2 separate regions of the Mus musculus genome follow, and region 2 is linked to region 1. A link is a loop called in an ENCODE intact Hi-C map of the cell type or tissue named here. Cell type or tissue: heart. All regions are shown on one strand. Links, peaks and the distances in the headings refer to the core of each region. The heading gives the core; the rest is flanking DNA. Region 1 has its middle 44 kb from the start of Sh2d4a. Region 2 holds the start of LOC115485644 (a small nucleolar RNA gene).

Region 1 (10,550 bases), core at 4,652-7,151:
CAGTCAGCTAATGGATGGATCACAGGGCTCCCAATGGAGGAGCTAGAGAAAGTACCCAAGGAGCTAAAGGGATCTTCAACCCTATAGGTGGAACAACATTATGAACTAACCAGTACCCCTGAGCTCTTGACTCTAGCTGCATATGTATCAAAAGATGGCCTAGTCGGCCATCACTGGAAAGAGAGGCCTATTGGACACGCAGACTTTGTGTGCCCCGGTACAGGGGAACGCCAGGGCCAAAGGGGGGGAGTGGGTGGGTAGGGGAGTGGGGGTGGGTGGGTAAGGGGGACTTTTGGTATAGCATTGGAAATGTAAATGAGCTAAATACCTAATAAAAAATGGAAAAAAAAATAGTGATTCATAACCTGAAAATTTACAATTTCATACTGGCAGTTATTTTCCCTTTTCATTATATATTTGTATATTTGCACCATTTCTCTATTCTAGCTCTCTCTCTTTCCCTAACATTTACCTGAACTGACTTGTGATGTTGTTAATCTTCTTCAGCAGTTTCTGTTTTGTTTTCTTTTATGAACTTTCTTTATGTTTCTTCAGTTGCTATTTTTGCAGTCTTGAGCTGATGAGTTGAAGGATAAAATCACATGCACACAAACAGAGACAGACAGACATATATACACATATATGGAGAGAGAGTCTTAGACAGACAGACATATGTACACATATATGGAGAGAGAGTCTTGTATTCTTATTTGGCATTATTTATGATTCCAAAATTGAGCAGCCATTTACCTTAAAAGGGGGGATGTCTCTTCTTTCCCCTGCCTCAAGCCCACGTGTGCAGGCCATATTTATATATAAAGAAAATGAAGTGACATGTAGAAAAAGAAGTGAGGAACAAAGAATCTGAATGGATATAGCACACACCTGTCTTTAAAATGGTTGACTACTGAAACGCTGCCTGTCATTATTCAGGTCCACGACAATTCATTCCCATCTGCAGTTAGCCATGCTTTGTTCTCTACAGACAAATCTTTAGACAAAACTAACATCTTCTGATTTATAATATTTTAAAAATTTCCTGTTAGACCATTTAAGACTATTGTATTTCCCACCATTTCTTCTTTAGCTATTCCACATGGCTTGACAAGTAGTGTTTTCATTATTTTCCATTATACACATTGATGGATTTATTCTAGTTCCTCTTGAAACCAAGGTTCATTTAGGAAAAGTTAAAATAGACAAAGAGAAAGTTCAAAAGCTGCAGCTTCTTTCTAGTCCCCGCCCTGCCCAATGCCTGGCCTGCAGCTCTCCCTGTCTCAGCGCCGATGAAAAGTCCTCCGCTTCTTTCAAAGCTAAGCTCTTCAGGGGAAATTATGTTGTAATGAACAATATATTATTGTTATATTGTTGTTATGCCACTTTGGATGATGATGCACCCCCATGATCTATTGACTAATAGAAAATCCAGTAACAGGCATGAAAAACCTTTCAAGTTGTTGATCAGAGGAGCCCAAGAGACTCCCCAAACAGTACTGGCTATGGCCATTTTCCTTAGTTGTATGTCAGGGGAGGAAAGCATCTGTGATGCCTATAGACCTGAACAATGACCAATAGAACAAGATATCCCTGAAGGTGCAGCTGTAGTATTTATATCTTGGTGGTAAACACACAGCTGTCTCCTTGAACTTAAGAAGAGAATGCATGCCTATTACTATAAAACTAGTCAACCAGCATGAGGTCCTAGATCTCAGAGGGAAAATTACTAGTGGCACTTTCCACATCTAGTGTAACTTCTCACTGCATTCTAAATACCCATCCTTATACCCAAAGATTGAGTGTATACAGAGAGAGCATAGCTCTCTCCCTTTATCTAAAAACCTTTTTTTTTCACAGCAGAGACCATTGCCAAGATCTACAATTAGTTACAATGCAGAGAACAATTTTCTCTGGAGTGCCATGCCCCAGTTGACACATCTATAGCACAGCTCTTACATTTAATTTCTTGGTGGGACATCACAGAAAAGGGGGTCCCACAGAATGAGTGAGAGGACCCGATAGTCTGCTTCAGGATTGTGTCTTCTAGATATGACAAGGAAGCTGCACTCACATCTTAGCAATATGGCTACCTAAAGAAGACCTGAATAACAGCAATGCCAATTGACATGCCCACATAGATGGGGGAAATCAGAGAAGGCCTCACCCTTAGATGAAAAGCTACATGCAATTAAAGACTTCCAAGGAAGGGAAACCAAGTCTTCTGTATGAGGTAAGCATCCTATGAGGTAAGCATCCTATGAGGTAAGCATCCTATGAGATAAGCATCCTATGAGGTAAGCATCCTATGAGGTAAGCATCCTATGAGGTAAGCATCCTATGAGGTAAGCATCCTATGAGGTAAGCATCCTATGAGGTAAGCATCCTATGAGGTAAGCATCCTAAATGATCATCCAACCTAAGCGGTCATCTCTAAGACTATATAACAGATAAGCAGCAATAATTTAACTCAGGGGGTGTATTTATATATTTAGTAACTTATATGCATGTATGTAACAATAATAAACAATAACAGACTGAATTTGAAAGAGAGTGGGAAACACTGGGAAAAGGTTGTAGGGAGAAGAGAGGGAAGAGGAAATGATGTAATTGTATACTTATATTGTACATTGTATATTGTATAATTAATCAAACAAAAGAGATATGAGGGAAAAGTTTGAAGTAAGATAATTTTCAGGTAATGTACTACAGCGTGTTGATATATACAGAACATTTTAGCAATAAAGATGGACATAAAAAGAAACAGTGTCTTCTCTATGGCAGTTGACTCAGTCCCTAGTGGATGGTAGCTTCCCCAAGCAGTATGGGCTTTCCGCAACCAGCTGTTTCCCCAGTTCATACAGGCTGTCCTAGCCTTATTGCATGCTGCCTAGTAACACTGACACGTACCACTGGCTCCTGCAAGTCTTGCTTCTTCATCAAGAAATGAAGGGATCAAGATGCATAGTTTGTCTTATGCCTTGTAAAAAGTAATTTTTGTATTGGTTTCAGAAAGTAGACACTGGTTACTAAGTATAACTTAACTGTAATTTAAAAGGGGAGAAAAGAGAGGATCCATTATGCGTCTTTCTTTTCATGCACATGTGTGCGAACAGTTCCAACAACCCAGACAGGCAACCTAAATCTTCTGTACAGCAAAATCATCTGCAAGCACATATTAAATATGCATATTTGGGGCTGGAGATATGGCTCAGCTGATAAAATGCCTCCTGTACAAGCATAAGGTCCTGAGTCAGAATCCTCACATAAGAAGTGGGCCATAGGGTGAACACTTTCAAGCCCAGTGCTGGGAAGGAAGAGGAGTCAGCAGACTCCATAGAGCTTGCTGGGCAGCCATTCTAGCCAATCAGCGAGCTCCAGGTTCAGTGAGAGACCACCTGAAAAATAAGGTGGAGAGGAATTGAAAAATAAACCAGTATCAACATCTGGTTTCCACATGCATGTGTACCTAAGTGTACACATACTCACACGTACATGTATACACATGCATATATGCATACATGCACAGTGCAGGTTTATATGAAAACTACAGTCCCATGGTTTTATGAAAAGAGTCATTGAGAATTCAGATGGGCATAAGCTAAGCTTTAATATCAAGAAATGTGGTCTCTGGTACTGCTCAAGGGCTCACATTATGTCACTCTAGACTATTTCATATGTAGATCATAAGAGGTTTTCTCTCTCTTAAAGGCTATGGAGGTGTCAGGTAGAGCAGAGAGCAGAAGGGCAGAAGGATACCCAGGAGCTTGCAGTTTTACAGTATTCACTGAGGATGGGCCACTGTATTTTCATACATATCAACTAGGTGGTGCCTTGAGAATGCTTGTGCAGGCTGTTCAGAGAGTCCACGTCTTTCCAGAAAGTTTTTATTCTGTTCTCTTCTTTTAATATAAATCAACTCAATCATTAATGTTCATGTATTATTATCCTTGCACAGTGAGCATATTTCACTAATTATTCCTTTGTAGTATCTCTGATACCTAAATCATTACAAAACTGGTGACCTGAATGAAAAATATCCCAAGACACATTTGCCACTTCTTAAAAAATGAAGAGAGTCGGTGTCCTAAGACAGACCAACCTTAGAGAGAGAACCATGCAATGACATCACGAAGTTATAATTGGCAGTGAGGAAGGCAAGGGTCTCAGTGATGGTAATGTCTCTCCATGCAACATAGCCATGCTTTGTAGGGGTGGTTCTGATGCTACGGTCCTGTTCCCCAACTGGTTCTTGATCCATCAATGAACATGCTAGCAGCCAATGAGCTGGGCAATATAGATAGGACTTCTGGGTTCTCACAGGCAAGCTAGTAGATGCAGGAGAAAGAGGAGATTTTTCACTATGCTTTGGAGGGAAAAATGGTGACCAAGCCATGTGAGATCTCAGGAGGAGTGGGCATAGGCCATTTCCCCAGGCAGGAGATTAGAAACACAACTAAAGCTGAGGGCAGTTTTGGGTCAAGGAGAAGGTAACTGAGCAACTAAAGTTTGGGGCAGATTGAGGGTTCTGAGTTAAGAGTATTGGCAAGGGCATGCTAGCATAAGCAGGTTGAAAATTGAGTTAATATGTGTATGTGTTTCATCCACGGATCCGAGGGAATCTGGCTGGGGCTGGTAGCGTGGTCTACCTGGAGCTTAAAGCTGGGTAGCAAAAACTACATGCCATACTGCTTCAGTAGGGAGGAGATGTAGGGGACATGGACATCTAATCCGAGCTGAAATATGGGCTCTCCAGCTGAACCCATTGTACAGATGAGCATAACGCTCCAGGAATGTGACAACACATATCAATATGATCTACTCCTTCCATCAAATCACATAAACCAAAAGACAAAGAACAATTAGGAGAACCTGATGGCAAGGCCTCAGATAGTATGAGCAGCCAATAGAACTCCCCATGGAGACTAAGAAGCAGACTGTCAGATCCTCCCCAGATCTACCCAATCAGAATATTCCAGAATGAAATTGTCTTCGTTGGGATTTTATTGCTGTGAAGAGACACTGTAGGAATAATCTCTGTGTACAGTGTGGAAGCATTACCTGTCAACAAAAATCTGATGGCTAATAAGCTGAGGCAGGATTAGAAAGTGGGACAAACAGCAGAGAGAGGAGGGAACTCTGGGAGATAGGCATGGGAAAAGATTCCCCACTCAAACTTGGAGGAAATCAGACATATAAAACTGAGGCGAGGTAACTATCCATGTGGCAGCATAGAATAGAATAACAGGTTAATATAAGGTACGAGCTAGTCTGGCAACAAGCCTAGTTTAGGGCCTAGGCATTTATTAACAACAATAAGCCACTGAGTTGTTATTTGGGAACTGGAGTACGGATGAAAAAGTCTGTGACTACAAGACACTATGACCATGGCAAGTCTTATAAAGGAAAAGATTAAATTGAGCCTAGTTTACAGTTTCGGAGTCCATTATCATCATGGCGGGAAACATGGCAGAGTGTCCAGGCATGGTGCTGGAGATGGAGTTGAGAGCTCTACATCTGAAGCCACAGAGAATAAGCGTTGCACTGGCCAAAGACCTCAAAACTCGCACCCACAGTGACACACTTCCTTCATAAAGCCCGCACTTACTCCAACAAGGCCACATCTCCTAATAGTGCTCGCTCTCTATGGGCCAAGCATTCAAACACAGGAGTCTATGGGGGCCAAACCTGCTCAAACCACTATAGGAATCAAGAGATTTTTCTAATACAAGCTCTCAAGGCGATTCTGAACAATGCTTTGTGCTACTGACCATGGGCCACTGTGCTACCCTAAATTCTATTTGTATTTAAATTGAGCGGCATACTCCCCACCCCCAGATTAGCACCTGTATTAACACCGCATATCTGAAAGAGAGATCAGTCTTCACTGAGAGTGCCAATCTTGCAAACAGTCTTAGCTAATCCAATCGTTATTTCTCCAGGATTCTCAATCAATATCCTGAATGGCCTGATTATCAGTTGAGTTTGTAGAAAGGCTTACAGGGTTCTTTGAATAAAGTTAGCTTTGTCCCTGAGAGGAGACAGAAAGTTCCTTTCTGATCCTCCAGGACAGCGAGGACTTGTTTTTACAGCCAGTGGCTGCAGAAGCCTACAGCGCCGCCTGCTGGAAGAACTCTTTATTTAATGTATCTTAAGCAAATTGAATGTGGTGAACGCTAAATACAGTAAACTGACCCCCTCCTCCAAAAAACGGAAAGTCATCGTCCTCTTGATTTGTGCTAACATATTGTAGATAAGTAGAGAACATTCTTCTATGGCAGATTATGCTAAAGAGGAATAAGGAATAAAGAGATGGAAAGAAGAAAATAGAGTGAGGTGAAGACATGGTTTCGAGGGCAGGATCGATTGCGAAGAATGTAGCTGCTTTCCACCTGGGAAAGCCAATCTTGTAGCAAGACAGAAGCCTCACAAAAATCATAAGTAGAGATCCTCAGTGGTTTAGTGTTCAAATTTCAGATTCTGTGAGTGTAGACAAATGCTAGTCTGAGGCCCCAGGCCATCAGACACATTCCTCAGCAGTACCACCCGCAACAGTGAGGATTTTACATTGATGATCCTGTGTGTAGGTGTGGGGATGTGCACCCTGAACCACTGAGCCATCTTTCAAGTCCCTATCCCCTCTCTATCACTTTTAAAACAAAACAAAAAGAACAAAGCAAAACAGAAAAAATAAAAACAATCAAACAAAACAAGAAACAAAAACAAGTAAACAAACACAAAAACTGAAAAGTTATTAATAGGATAATTATGGAATTGAAGGACTGTCTTTTTATATTTATATTCTCTATGGTATCTCCTTTTCAACATATTTAATTAATTAGTTTACTTTATAGACACTCTCACTATGAAGTCCATGCTGGGCTAGAACTCATTATGTAATGCAGATAGATGCAATCATTCCATCCTCCTGTTTCAGCCTCTTTGTTGCTAGGATGGCAGGGTTGGCCACTATGCCCAGTTCAAATCCATTGCTTACGTCCAAATACAAATGTTTATTGCTACCACTAATGGGATCAATAAAATCCTGTGCCTCTAGCACATGAAAAACCACACTAAACCATCACTGCACACTTACCCCCTGAGCAGAGGCAAAGAGCTTTGTGCCACTGTGGTTAAAAGGCAGCAATGTCAGTTGAAACCCAAATGCTAGTTAACTTTGAATTTTAAGTAAGTAATATTTTTTAAAATATGTTTCAGATAAGTGTGAGGCATTTATACTGGAAAGTAATCACATCTACTTAGAAATTCATATTTAAATGGACTTTCATTCTATATTCTCCCCCTCCCACTATCGTAGCTGCTTCTTCCTCTTCCCCTCCCCTTCCCCCTCCTCCTTCTTCCCTTCCTCCTCCTTCTCTTCTTCCTCTCCTTCCTTCTTCTTGAAGACAGCGGTTTTCTGTGTAGCCTTGGCTGTTCTCGAACTTGCTCTACAGACCAGGCTAACAAAGAACTCAGAGACCCACCTGCCTCTGCCTCTCGAGTGCTAGCTAGGCTTAAAGGCATGCAGCACCATCACCAAGCTCTCCCTTTGTATTTTCATTTAGTAAACTTGGCAGTGGTAGTTAGGACGTGTAGGAATTAATTTTTATGCAGAATTCAAGATTTCTCAAAGAAAATCTTTAACACTTAAGTTATGCTTAGTTATATAAAAACAACTATAAGTAAATTAATGAAAATAAAATATAAAACTCGTATAAAATAAATACTTGATATTTAATGAAATCGAATAAATATTTAAGAAAAATGTTCCTAATTGAAACTTTCATGTACATTTAAAAGATTCAGCAAATTACTATAGTATTTATTTGGAATTCAGAAATTAAAAAAAAAAAACCTCTTTAGGGGAACGAATATTTTATCTCTATTACCTAAGACCAAGTAAATATCCTGATAACACAAACCAACAATACATTAAAAGGCATTTATAATTGGATTTAATTCTTTACAAGTGATGCACTCTTTTAGGGTCTGAGAATGGAGGTAGGTGCTCTTTCCCTCTGGACACTAGCTCCCACGATGGTTTAGATTCTCGTTTTTCTGCAGTGTTACTTTATTGCTCTTCCAGAGGACTTGGGTTTGATTCTCAGCACCCATATGACAAATCACAACCCTCTGTAACCTACGTTCCTGGTGCTCCAACCACCCCATCCTCTGGCCTCTGTGGGCACCAGGTGTGCACATGGTACACAGTGATACATACAGGCAAAATATGCATGAAGCAAGATACACAAATAAATAAAATATGTCCCACAGTCTTCACCATGAACTATGGAACTAGGCACCTACAGCGGTATCCATCTGCTTCCCGGGCGGTGGGTGCCGACTGTTCAACCCAGGGACACATGGCTCTAGCTGGTGATCTCAACTCAGAGGTCTCTTTGGGCCAGAGCTCCCCAGTTCCTTGGTGGATTGCTGCCATGCCAGCCCCACACAATGACCGTCCACCCCACAGTCAGTCGCCACACCACCCATCAACCTGGTAGAAATAAAACTCTTGAAGATTATAATTAACCAATCAGATTTATATATCAATAAATTCTCAATTTATAAGATGCAAATACAATTATTTCAGAACCAATTGATAATGATAAAAGATGCCCACCTAGATTAGACAAATTATCCCAATTATCCTAACCTTATGATATCATAACTACCTGAGGCTATCTAAAGCCACACGGGTTCAGGTTTTTCCTCCTGTGCATCCTCCTCCATCTTGGCCTTCATCTCTCCTTGAAACACTCTCTGTCCCTGTAACTCCTAGCTCTGCCTCCCTTTTCCCTGTCTAATCACAGACATCCTGCTGCCCTAATATTTTAATGTGATTGGATAGGGAAAATCCTGTCACATATCATCCTTTCTGTTTAAATTAAAATAAAAAATAAAAACAAATTCTTTCAAAATATAAATTGAACACAACTTTTACCATTTTGTAATTTATAAGATATAAGATAGACCTAACACCCAGTCCATCATTTTTGTCATTAAGATAGAACGATGTCATCTGCCCTAACTAAAAGACTTATAATTTTACACTGATTTATGTCCTGGCTTTAGGTTGTATGCCATTTAAAAACTATCCTCTCAAATCTATATCATCTTTCTCAATGCTAAACAGCTTGGGTTGGCTATGAGACCATCGGTCTTCAACTCCATCAGAAAAGCAAGAATGACGAATATTACCTAAAAATAGGAGAAGCACAAAATATAGCTTCTAAAACTTAGCCAATTTATAGAGACCACTAGTCCCTATACTTCAAAACATTGGAACATCGGTCTTCAGCCTTCTGACTCAAGATCATTTGATAGACCTTAGAAAAACAGGGAATTGAGGACTAACTTATTCTGTTTTAGCAGAACTAGGCTGTCCTAAGCTATAAATTGTGTCCCCTTTCTATACAATATTACATCTGTAGATGAAATGGCAGCAGGGAGGAAGAGTTGGGGTTGAGTGCAGCTAAGTGGAGTCAGGGCACACATTAAAAGCACCATGAGCTCATTTGGCCCCGGAGTACCAAAGTGTCGTCCTCCAAACCTTCTGCAGCTTCCCTCGGGAGCAGAGAGAGTATCCCGAGATCCATGCCTGTGCAGTCATCAGTCTCTCAGGCACTCAGTAGTACCCTCAGCAGGAACGATCCTCAGGTCAAGTGCAGCGGCACACATCTGGAGCTCCTGCTACTTCAGATGCTGAGACAGGAGGATTAAGTATTTGAGGACTGCTTGAACTACAAATAAGATTTTTAAAAAAGTCCTTAGCCAGGTGTACATCTTTTTTTTTTAAGATTTAATTATTATTTTTATGTAAATACCCTGTGGCTGTGTTCAGACACTCCAGGAGAGGGCATCAGATGTCATTATGGATGTTTGTGAGCCACCATGTGGTTGCTGGGATTTGAACTCAGGATCTTTGGAAGAGCAGTCCGTGCTCTTAACCACTGAGCCACCTCTCCAGCCCCCTGCTCCCGGCCTTTTTATTTTATTTTATTTTATTTTATTTTATTTTATTTTATTTTATTTTATTTTTAGCTTTACTATTGGACTAGAAGTCCACCATAAAATCTGTCTACTTCTAGGATGGCATGAGCCAATCAACACACAGTTACTGGCCTCTACCATAGAACATTAGTCTTGCTTCATGTACCTGTTAGCATTTGCCATTAAACAACTGTGTCTGGGTTTTATTGCCCCTATGAAGTGCTAAGATGCTCTTTGGGTAGACTGTAAGGTGTTCACAGCTTGGGGGAAGAAAGGAAGGAAGATAAAAGACAACAGAGAAATATGTCTTGCTGCCTATATTTGATGTATTACATGTGTATGTATGTGTGTGTCTGACACATACTTCAAAATAGCTGCATCAATAATGAATGGAGCAATGACCTATCTCTTAACTGCAACTCTAAGTAAAAATATCTCTCTTGCTGGCAGTACATATCCTTAATCCCAGCAGGCATAATCAGACAGATCTCTGAGTTCAAGACCAGTCTAGTCCACAGAGCAAGTTCTAGTACAGCAAGGGTTACACAGAGAAACCCTGTCTC
Region 2 (10,550 bases), core at 4,563-7,062, 220 kb before region 1:
ATACAGGTATTTGCCTGCATACGTGTGTGTGTGTGTGTGTGTGTGTGTGTGTGCCCCATTTGCATGCCCCGTGCCCCTCAGAGGCCAGAGGGGGCATTATCCCCTAGAGCTGGAGTTACATATGGTTGTGATCCACTGTGTGGGTGCTGGGAGCTGAAGCTAAGTTCTCTGGAAGAACACCCACTGCTCTTAACCTTTAAGCCATCTCTCCAGCCCCAACCAAAAAGGTCCTCAATTGAGCTTCCCCTTTCTTCCCAAGTGACTCTTGGTTGTTTTAAGTTGGTAATACAAACTACCCAGCCCAGTGAGTATACACAGTCATAATTTAAAGTATACTTCTCCATATATCATGATCAAAACTGTTTAAAATACACTGATACAAGGGAGTTCTCAACATTCAGCACAAATTAAAATAGTCCATAGCACTTATTAAAACAAATGTTTCTTGTAATGCACACAAGAGCTTCAAATTCAGTTAGTGCAGGGCCTGAAAATGTGCACTTCCTCCCAATATTCCAGGTGACGCTGGTGGTCCGGCATCACACGGCCGGCAGCACAGCTCCTGATAGGTCTGCTCTTCATATGTTATTGTATGTAAGAATCAACTGGCAGTCGTCCTGTTGTGTTTGCAGGTCTGATCTGATATTGAGCGGACCACAGTTTGAGTGCCTAGACTCGCAGGCTCTGAAGCTGAGAGTGAAGCAGCATACTCAAAGCATACTCAGACTCTCACACAAGAAAAAAAAAAATTTTATGGGCTGCTCTATCTAGAAATAACAGCGATGAAAGTGTCTCAATTTAACAAAGCACTCCATATTTTGGCAGTTATGGGGACACCTTCATCCAGGCTGAAGTCAAGGCATTAATATCCATCCGCTTTGCTAAGTGAAATAAAACGCACTCTCCTGCCTTCCATTATCCTGAGACTGTGAGCTCTGCTGATTCTGCTCTCCCCATGCTAATGCTTTGAAATCTTCACCTAGCTCTACAATAATTGTAGACCTCTGAACGACTGTATTTGAGATAATCAGCTTGATTAAAGACATGCATGATTCAGTAACACGCTTTTCAATCTGTATTACTCCTTGAATAAAACTTACTCCTTTTGATTTATCACAATCACTTAGGAGCACAAATCTCTTCGATAAGCATACAGAATAGGGGCTAGGATAAGCTCAGCAGTTAGCGTGCATGTTTCGCATACATGAGGGCCTAGGTTCAAAGCCTGACCCCGAAAATGTAATTTAAAAGGCAGTAAAGGACTTATAACTTGATTTGGGTGATCAGGACTAAAATCCAGTTTTGCTACTCTTCAATTAACATAAATGTCTGGACTTCCGATCCCCTGCTATATAAAAGCGCTAAAGAATCTGGATAGCGGACTTGTTGACACAACCCTGATCTTGGCACTCAGGAGGGCTAAGAAGTAGGTAAGCCAGTATTACAATGTACATCTCTAATTTGAAATCTGAAACTTTTAGGAACTAAGAAGACACACAAATTCTACCTCATGTCACAGAACATAGTTGAAATGAAGGCACAATAAAAACATCATATAAAATTTCTGTCTGGCTACAAAATAGGGGAGGGGAAAGAAAACAAAGTAGAAAACTTCATAAGTAAAAGTCACTTTCAGTGAAGTGGGCAGAAAACGACTGGGGCCACAGGAGTGGTGGAGGGGAAGGAGAATGGGCCTAAAGCAGCACCATGCACTGTATTGTTCTAATTATCTCAACTTCAATATGATTTGAGAGTCAGTTGAGTATTCCAGAGCTCTTTGGGCCAGAAGAGATTAAAAGCTAAATTGAAAATAATAAAAATAATATTTCACAACTCCCTTTAAGCCAACACTTAATTCCAACATTCACGTCCACGTTCAATCCTGTTTAATCCCTTCTGTTCCCTTTATCTGCAGAAGCTGAGTCCACTGCAACAGGGTACTGTGTGCAACAGGGTACTGTGTGCAACAGGGTACTGTGTGCACTTACCAACAATTGCCGTCAGAGAGCTGAAGATTGGAGCTGATGCTGCAGACACTTGGTTAGGTGTTCTTGGATGAACTGTATTCTGAACAACCCATGTTGAAGCCCTGACTTCAACCACAACTGTATTTGGAGGTCATTACAATGAGATCAGCAGATTAGGTCTTAAACTAAGGTAGCTGGTGACTTTCTAAGAAAACAATATGAGAGACACAGAGAGATAGCCAAAACAAAGACCACGTGAAGACAAAGGGAGAAGGTGCCATCTGAAGCCATGGGAAGGGACCTCAGCAGTATCAACTCAATAGTCATGGACTGCTGATTTTTAAACACAGGAGACAGTTTAGTTCTACTGCATAAGCCACTCAGTCTGTGGTATGTTAAGAGCCTAGCAAATACATCAGGGAAACCTGGAGTAAGCAAAGGCAAAAGAGACGTTGTCTAGAGTAGACAAATGGTAAGTCAAGGTTCCCTCTCGGGGTTCTTAAAATCATTACCAGAAGAACCTAAGAATGGACTCAAATAGAAGCTCAAAGACAATGTTACTAGAGTTTGCCAGAAAACCCCCAGGGCAGCCCAGCTATAAACTGCAGAGGCAGCCCAGAGGAGGAGAGGGGAGGGTGGGGGGAGCATTCCATTTAAGCTAGCACAGAGGTCAAGAAGCAAGCAAGGTGGGGAAGGAGAATTTAGAGAAAGAATAAGGAAGCTCAAAATGCTGGGGAGAGTCCAACGGGTTACAGAAAGCATGTTTGAAACAGATAAAGAGGGAAAGGGGAAATCAGGTTTTCCTGGATACTTTCTATGTGGCTAGATTTACTGTTCTGGAGGAAGAAAAATTGGAAAAAGAAATGGTCAAATTGTTCCACCTATCTCTTTAGCATGCCTTAAGCTGACCTCTCTTTCCTGGGAATGGTCCCTGGGCCAAATAAATAAATAAATACATACATACATACATACATACATACATACAAACAAACAAACAAACAAAATGGCCAGACGTGAACTGAAACGTTGGTCTACACCCAGGCCAGAGCTTCTGCTCTCACTGCAGCACAGTGACAGAACTGTAAGCGCGAGGTGTTCCCGTTCCTAGAATAGCAGTAAGGATGAGGGGCTGTATCCTTATAGGACTCCGCAGACAGCAACGTTTATATATAAAATTATAAACATGTAATTATGAAAAGGGCCATGATACTTTTTAAGCAAATAATCTAAGAGTTAGGGTTAGGGTTAGAGAAATCAAAAGTTTGGAGAAGCAAAGAACAAATTCAATCCGTACTCAGACCAGAGGAAGGGGAGTGGGAGTCATGTGTTTAAACTCATAAAGAGGAGTGCAGGCGTCATTAAATTAAGTTGCAGGACTCTCCTCTATGATTCAAGTGGGCCTTAAATGCAATGACAAGTGTCCTGGGGAAGCAAGAGAGACACCAGACAGAAACTTTGTGACAAAAAAAAAAAAAAAACCACCAAGAGGGGCTCACAGAAAAGATGGTAATGTTCCTGGCTTTGCAGTGAAGGAAGGGATCCAGAGCAGAGCAGGGCATCTGCAGTGCAAGGAAACATTATCTCCTGGAGTCTCCAGAGAAGCAAACTCTGGTGCTTGGGAAGAAGGGGATAACCACTCCCTACAACTAACTCTTCCCTTTTCCCTCAGTAGGCTAACTGCATCTTCCCAAAGTCAGTAAGGACATCGAGCTGGGACAGGAAGCCTCTCAAGAGAAGCTAAAAGCATCCAGGAGAACAGTAGAGGAAGTGAGAGGCTAAATCCTTCACTTCTGAGACTGAAGAGATGAACATCAAAAGAAAGGGCTAATGCAGGAAAGGGGCCACAGGGTCGGAAGAGGTGCAAAGAGCGGTAACCCTGCCTCTCAGCTAGCCCTTTTGCCGGCTTGGCTGCCAGTCTCTTTAACAGTGTGAGCAAAAGAGACAAACCTGAATCCATGCCCTTTTGAAAAGCCCTGGAGGTCCATTCTCATTTTCCTACCAGCTGCTGTCTACTGACTATGCCAACTTCCTGAAAGCAGCTCCCCTGGGCCAAGGGCAAATGGACACTCTGCTGCTCCCTGAGGGAGGTGGAAATCAGAGCCTGTGCACCAATGGGGAGAGGAGGCAGAAGCTCCAAACACAGCCCAGCCACACCACCTTTTATCAACAAGCATGGAAAGCTGTAGAAATCATATGAAAATAAGCCTGTCACAGACCCAAACACACCTTCCACTGACCACCTTAGCTTAGACCTGCTTCAATTGCCTTGCAAGAGTGAAGATTATATTCCCTCTGCAAGGAACTGAACCTACCTTGGATACAATTCTAACCTGTAAGACAGTAGAAGCTTGCTTTATTTATTTATTCATTTCTTTATTTACTATTCAATCCTTTACTCATTTACCTGTTTATTGAGAGTGTGGTATAAAATGTTAGGAAGATAAGATGCTAAGCATTCGTCTAAAACAGCTTTCTATAAAACAAAGTCAAGATACCAGAATCAAGTTTTCCTCACAGCTTGCTCTGTTAAAATGGCAAGTGTCTAGCTCACTAGCTGGGGAGCTTCAAAGAAAGGCTTTAAAAGAAAATTAACAACCAAATACTATTAGCTCACAATATCCCCTCCTCCGCCTTTCCCACCATTTCACAATTAGTAATGATTGATGGGTGGGCCTTGGCCAGCAAATGAGCAGGCCCAGTGAGTCAAGTCTCTACTTCACCTATCTGTCTTTACCTGCCCAAACTTACCTTTTTTTTTTTTTTTTTTTTTTTTTTGGCTGCCTCAAGCTCTGGGTCTATGTACTGATACATTAAAATTCACAAATAAAGCAAACGAAATTAAGGTTCACATTTTAGAAAATCAAAACAAATACTCTTAAAATTTTGAACCTGCTTGCTAGACTCCTGGTTGGCAAGGAGAACTCTAGAGCCATCCATCCACACCACATGCAGTGGATGCTCCTGACCCTATGCTAAGCTACATGAGCAAGGAATGCTGGGACTATCCAACAGCATAATCAGAACCCATGAAAATTCAAGGAGACTCTATGATGTTTATAAATGTTCCTCAGTGTATTATTTAATAAACAGGAAGTGGCAAGGCACTGAAAACAAGCAATACGCACAGAATGTTGTAAGAAACTCCCCCCAAAACAGCATCTATATGGTTGAGGCAAAGAGGGACACCAAAAAGAACACTAGGTCCGAAAAACAGAAATGAACACAAAAATGATACCAAGACTCAGGTAAACATTCATTATTCGTGGCCTAGATGAATTGCTTATCAAAATTTTATTTTAAAAATATATAGATAGCAAAATCTATTATGTGGGTACTTCTGTTAAATACTAAAAGTTACATTAGTAGTTCACTAATAAAATCATTTCTTCAAACTGCCCTGGTAAGGTTTTATTATTTTAGTTTGCTATTACTGTAATAAACACCATGACCAAAAGTAACTTATTTCCTCTTACAGCTTGTAATTCATCATGAAGGGAACTGGCAAGGTCTCATGGCCAGAATCTAGAAGCAGGACCTGGGGCTTGGATCACGGAGGAACACTGCGTAGCAGCTTGCTCCCCGTAGGTTGCTTAGATTGCTTTTTTAAACAACTAAAGGGGTGAAAGGGCTTTGAGACAGTAACTTTACCTACAGCACCAAGCAGCTCCCTCCAACTGTATGGCTTTAGCTGTACAAAGACACAAACTACCACTCGTAGTAAATGCTCACATACAAGTCATTTATTGTAAGCCACAAGGGTTAAACTTCTAAGAAACAAAATGCTTGTTAAGAGTAAATACTTTCTGAATTTTGTTTTCTGAATTTTAATAATTTCGTTGCTTGTTCTTTGAGAATTTTAGTTAATGTATTTTATTAAAGACATGCACACACACCCAGTCCTCCAACTCTTCCCATAATCACTTTCTCCATCTTCCCATCCCTTTCCCATCCATCTTTGCGATTTCTTCCTTAAATTAAAAAACAAAAACAAACAAACAAACAAAAAAACAAACAAACAAAAAAACCAACCCTGCCCCTAGAAGCACTGTACGTGTGGCTGCTGTGTCACCGGTGTGTCAGTAGGTGGCAGAGAGGAGACAGGCTGTGCCTAAGCTCAGTGTTCTGACCTTTGAACAGCTGAATGATGGTAGCCTGACATTCCCTGAAAGTGAGACAACCACCAATGCAGCGCCAGGAAGGCCCAGATGCTCCCAGGACAGGGAGCAAGCTGGAGAGCAAAAGAGCCCCACTGTGGTGGGAGTGAACCAGAGAGCTGGCCGTGGCCCTCACCAGCTACAGCACTCAGGTGAGTGGGACCTGCACCTCACCTGGGCAGCACAGTAGAGCTGACCCTGGGTGTGTAATAAGAATGGAAGGTGTGATGAGTAGTCATGAACATGTAAGAACTGACCCTGCCACTTGTCTGCTGTGCAGGGGCATAGGCAAGGGAGAGATATACCCAGTCCCACCCTTCTCCACCTACAGCAAACAGGATAGCAGGCCCTGAGGTCATTAGAGCAGGAGAGCTGGCCCTACCCCTAACCAGCTGCAGCACTTGAAAGAGCAGACCCTGCACCTTGCTCGGGCATCAGGGTAGAGTTGCCCCTGGTAGCAGGGGCTGCTGCTGAGCCAACCCCCAAGGGCCTGAAAGGGGGAGAGCCAAAGGGCTGTAAAGCCCAGATCAAGGAAATTGGCCCACCACAACATCTTCCCCATCGATGAACTGGTGGAGTGTATAAAGGGACCAGTCCTACAGAACCAAAACTACAGGACCTCCATGACACAGGGTCAACAACAGCCTATCTGAGAGGAGGCCTAGTGAGGTTCCAGCATTAATAGAGTAACAGAAGCCAGAAGCCTCGTACCAGACCAAGGGATCATTGCAGTAACATTTGCAAGCAAAGAAGTAAGGGCAAAAGGTATACTGTGGGACACACTGTGACACACCACACTTCCACAACAAGGTTTTTTCTATGTTGGGGGGGGGCAGTTGCAAGACTGGAAGGTGGGTAACAGAGAGGGGGAGTTGACTCTTTTGTCCTGTTCTCAACACCCCTGCTTTTTTAATTCCCATTCTGATGTCTACTTCTATTAGTTCAATTGTTTTTGGTTTCACATAAAAGTGAGAATGTACAGTATTTATTTTTTCTATGTACACCTGGCTGATTTCACTTCCTCACAAAACTGCAAGTATACACAACTATGATTTGACAATAATTTCCAAAAAAAAAGTGTAATTTTTTTAAGCAGATGATTCTTTCAAGAATCTTCTTTAAAAGTTTCAGATTCCATTTGTCCAGTCACCACTTCAGGAATGCCATGCTGTTCCCTGAGGCTTTAAGAAGTCATCAACTTCACCCTCAGAAACAAAGGAGCCAAGAGTTGAGCTTAAGAAAGCAAAGGCAGAGCAAGGCATCCTGGGGCAGAGCTTCTATGCACTGCTCACGCTAAGTGGGGAGCGTGTGGGCAAATGCACCAGGATGAACCATCTGGGACGTCAACTACACCCAACTACCAGGAGAGTTGCTGGAGAACTAGCAAGCACTGTGACCGAACGCCTGAGGCTACCTCTTAGGCATGCTGAAGTCTGAGTTATACCTATTCATTCTGGAGCTACCAAAGGTTCTAAAAGGCCTAAGAGACAGCAGTGTAGCTGAGGACATAGAGCAAAGTCCGTCCCTTTGAAGCCACATCCACCTCCGCATTACAAGCTACAACCACTAAGAACCTGGACACATGTGTGGGTAAGCTAGCATTTCCTACTTATTCTGAGTATCTTAAAGCCGTTCACTGTTTTTAATCAATGGTTTTACATTTGTATTGTTAGTAATAATAACAGAGATGAAACTGCTCTGGAATCATCCAATGCAAGGGATGTGACAACACTGGAGAAACAACCCTTGCTACCTAAGACAAGTTATCCCCACAGTGAATTGTCAACAGAAGTACATGAGCTAAAGAACAAAATGTAAATGCAAACTGTCAATGCTCTTAGACACAGATAGAATAAATGGCTCATAGCTTTTATAAAGTATACAGCCAACTTCACCCTCACCCCAATCCTGCCATCTTAACTCTGCAGATCTTCTGAGAACAGAGGTTTATTCATTTGACCTGTGCATCGATGGATAGAAAACACACACACACACACTCAATGTGATAAATTATACTTCCCAGGTTTAGACTTTTAAAAGTGTGTCATGTTTTACTGAAGATACTGTGCTACACAGTTTTATATCAACTTGACATAATCTAAAGTCACCTGAGAGGAGGGAACCTCAATCAAGAAAATACCTCCATAAGATCAGGCTGTGAGCAAGCCTGTGGGACATTTTGTTAATTGGTGATTGATGGAAGGGCCCAGCCAGGCCATGGGAAGCAAGGCAGTAAACAGTACCCCTTCATGGCCTCTGCACCAGCTCCTCACTCCAGGTTCCTACCTTGTGTGAGTTCCTGTCCCAACTTTCTTCAATGATGAACAATGATAGGGAAGTGTAAGCCAAATAAACCTCTTCCCTGCCAAGTTGCTTTGGTCATGGTATTTTTATCACAGCAATAACTAAGACAGGTGTGGTTCAACGAACATATTTTTACCAAATCTTCTTGAGATGTATTAAGACTTGCTTGTACATGCTAGAAATAAGGAACCTGACTTATGTCAGAGAAAAATAAAAGCAGAGCTCCAAATAATTCGATTACAAATGAACTTTGGAAATCCATACAAAGTGTAAAAATTTCCTACAAATTGTACTGATAACCATCCATTATAATAAAATATGGCTAAACGAAATTAATAGCTTTGATTAACTTGCGACCAAAGATTCTTGGTATGAATCTGATTACAAATCCTTAATGTGCTTTAAGAGCAAATTAATTAGAACTGTGAGGGGTGTAGCATCACTGGAGTATAATTCTACTGTATGGAAAACAATAACCCAGCCAACATAGTCGCAATCCAGAAGGCAAAGTTTTTTCAGAATGACCAAAGTAGACAATACTTTTTTAAAAAAAATCTAAGATATCATTCATTACCTTATACTTTTCTCAAAAGACCCCCCATGGTGTCTTAGATATGAGAAATTTTTGTTATTTTATAACTATGCATATGTATACATAGACTCTGGCTGAGGCTATGGCTCTGGAGGAGAGGGAAAGGGAGAAAAGAAACTAGAAGGTTAAAATCCTAAAAGTAGATAGAAAGGGCCGAAGATTCAGAGTACAAAGAAAACCTTGATCTATCAGTAATGTGTTGAATTTTCAGTATGCTCGTGTATTAGTTATATAAGTGAACTTTAACCTCTAAGAACAAAACCTCGATAACAGAGTATTGAGAAAGGATACCAACTAAACACTGGATCTTTATACATGCAATCAACCTTATGCAGTCCTTCAATCAAATATAGCTAAAATTTCCTTACTAGTAACTGACCAATATTTGCTCCCTAACCCGGAAGCAAGCAATGTAGGGCATGTATGCATCAACCAATCCACAGTGCATCTGTCCATCCACCCATCCATCCATCCTACCATATCACAAAACCGGTCTGGTCTGGGAAAAAACAGCAAGTGAAACCACTTGTTTTATAGCAATGCTTTTTTTTTTTTTTTTCCATTTTTTATTAGGTATTTCGCTCATTTACATTTGCAATGCTATACCAAAAGTCCCCCATAGCCACCCACCCCCTCTCCCCTACCCACCCACTCCCCTTTTATGGCCCTGGCGTTCCCCTGTACTGGGGCATATAAAGTTTGCGTGTCCAATGGGCCTCTCTTTCCAGTGATGGCCGACTAGGCCATCTTTTGATGCATATGCAGCTAGAGTCAAGAGCTCCCGGGTACTGGTTAGTTCATAATGTTGTTCCACCTATAGGGTTGCAGATCCCTTTAGCTTCTTTGGTACTTTCTCTAGCTCCTTCATTGGGGGCCATGTGATCCATCCAATAGCCGACTGTGAGCATCCACTTCTATGTTTGCTAGGCCCAGGCATACTCTGACAAGAGACAGCTATATCAGGGTCCTTTCAGCATAATCTTGCTAGTGTATGCAATGGTGTCAGCATTTGGAAGCTGATTATGGGATGGATCCCCGGATATGCTAGTGTCTACATGGTCCATCCTTTTATCTCAGCTCCAAACTTTGTCTCTGTAACTCCTTCCAAGGGTGTTTTGTTCCCACTTCTAAGGAGGGGCATAGTGTTCACACTTCAGTCTTCATTTTTCTTGAGTTTCATGTGTTTAGGAAATTGTATCTTATATCTTGGGTATCTTAGGTTTTGGGCTAATATCCACTTATCAGTGAGTACATATTGTGTGAGTTCCTTTGTGAATGTGTTACCTCACTCAGGATGATGCCCTCCAGGTCCATCCATTTGGCTAGGAATTTCATAAATTCATTCTTTTTAATAGCTGAGTAGTACTCCATTGTGTAGATGTACCACATTTTCTGTATCCATTCCTCTGTTGAGGGGCATCTGGGTTCCTTCCAGCTTCTGGCTATTATAAATAAGGCTGCTATGAACATAGTGGAGCATGTGTCCTTCTTACCAGTTGGGGCATCTTCTGGATATATGCCCAGGAGAGGTAT

What was found. A loop is a pair of places that touch in the nucleus more often than their neighbours do. Peaks named below come from ENCODE experiments on the same cell type or tissue, not always from the same donor. Only the 100,000 strongest peaks of a DNase experiment are listed, where the experiment ranks them.
Region 2: a loop joins it to region 1, with 8 times the contacts of the local background. A loop is called at or near these places in 13 of 42 quality-filtered maps.

Annotation. Positions count from the first base shown.
Region 1 is chr8:68,227,095-68,237,644 of GRCm38, forward strand. No RefSeq gene overlaps it. Among named protein-coding and RNA genes, the nearest start is that of Sh2d4a, 44 kb to the right of the region's middle. In heart, for the core only: no CTCF peak of the experiment used is centred there; a DNase peak (open chromatin) is centred at 6,087.
Region 2 is chr8:68,004,344-68,014,893 of GRCm38, forward strand. It overlaps Gm15991 (a long non-coding RNA gene), which reads left to right. Exons shown (of 7, transcript XR_003947558.1): 5 at 1,916-6,273; 6 at 7,247-7,711. It overlaps LOC115485644 (a small nucleolar RNA gene), which reads left to right and starts at 5,997; the gene lies at 5,997-6,127. It also overlaps a transcript of Psd3 not described here. In heart, for the core only: a CTCF peak has its summit at 6,042 (motif pointing right); no DNase peak of the experiment used is centred there.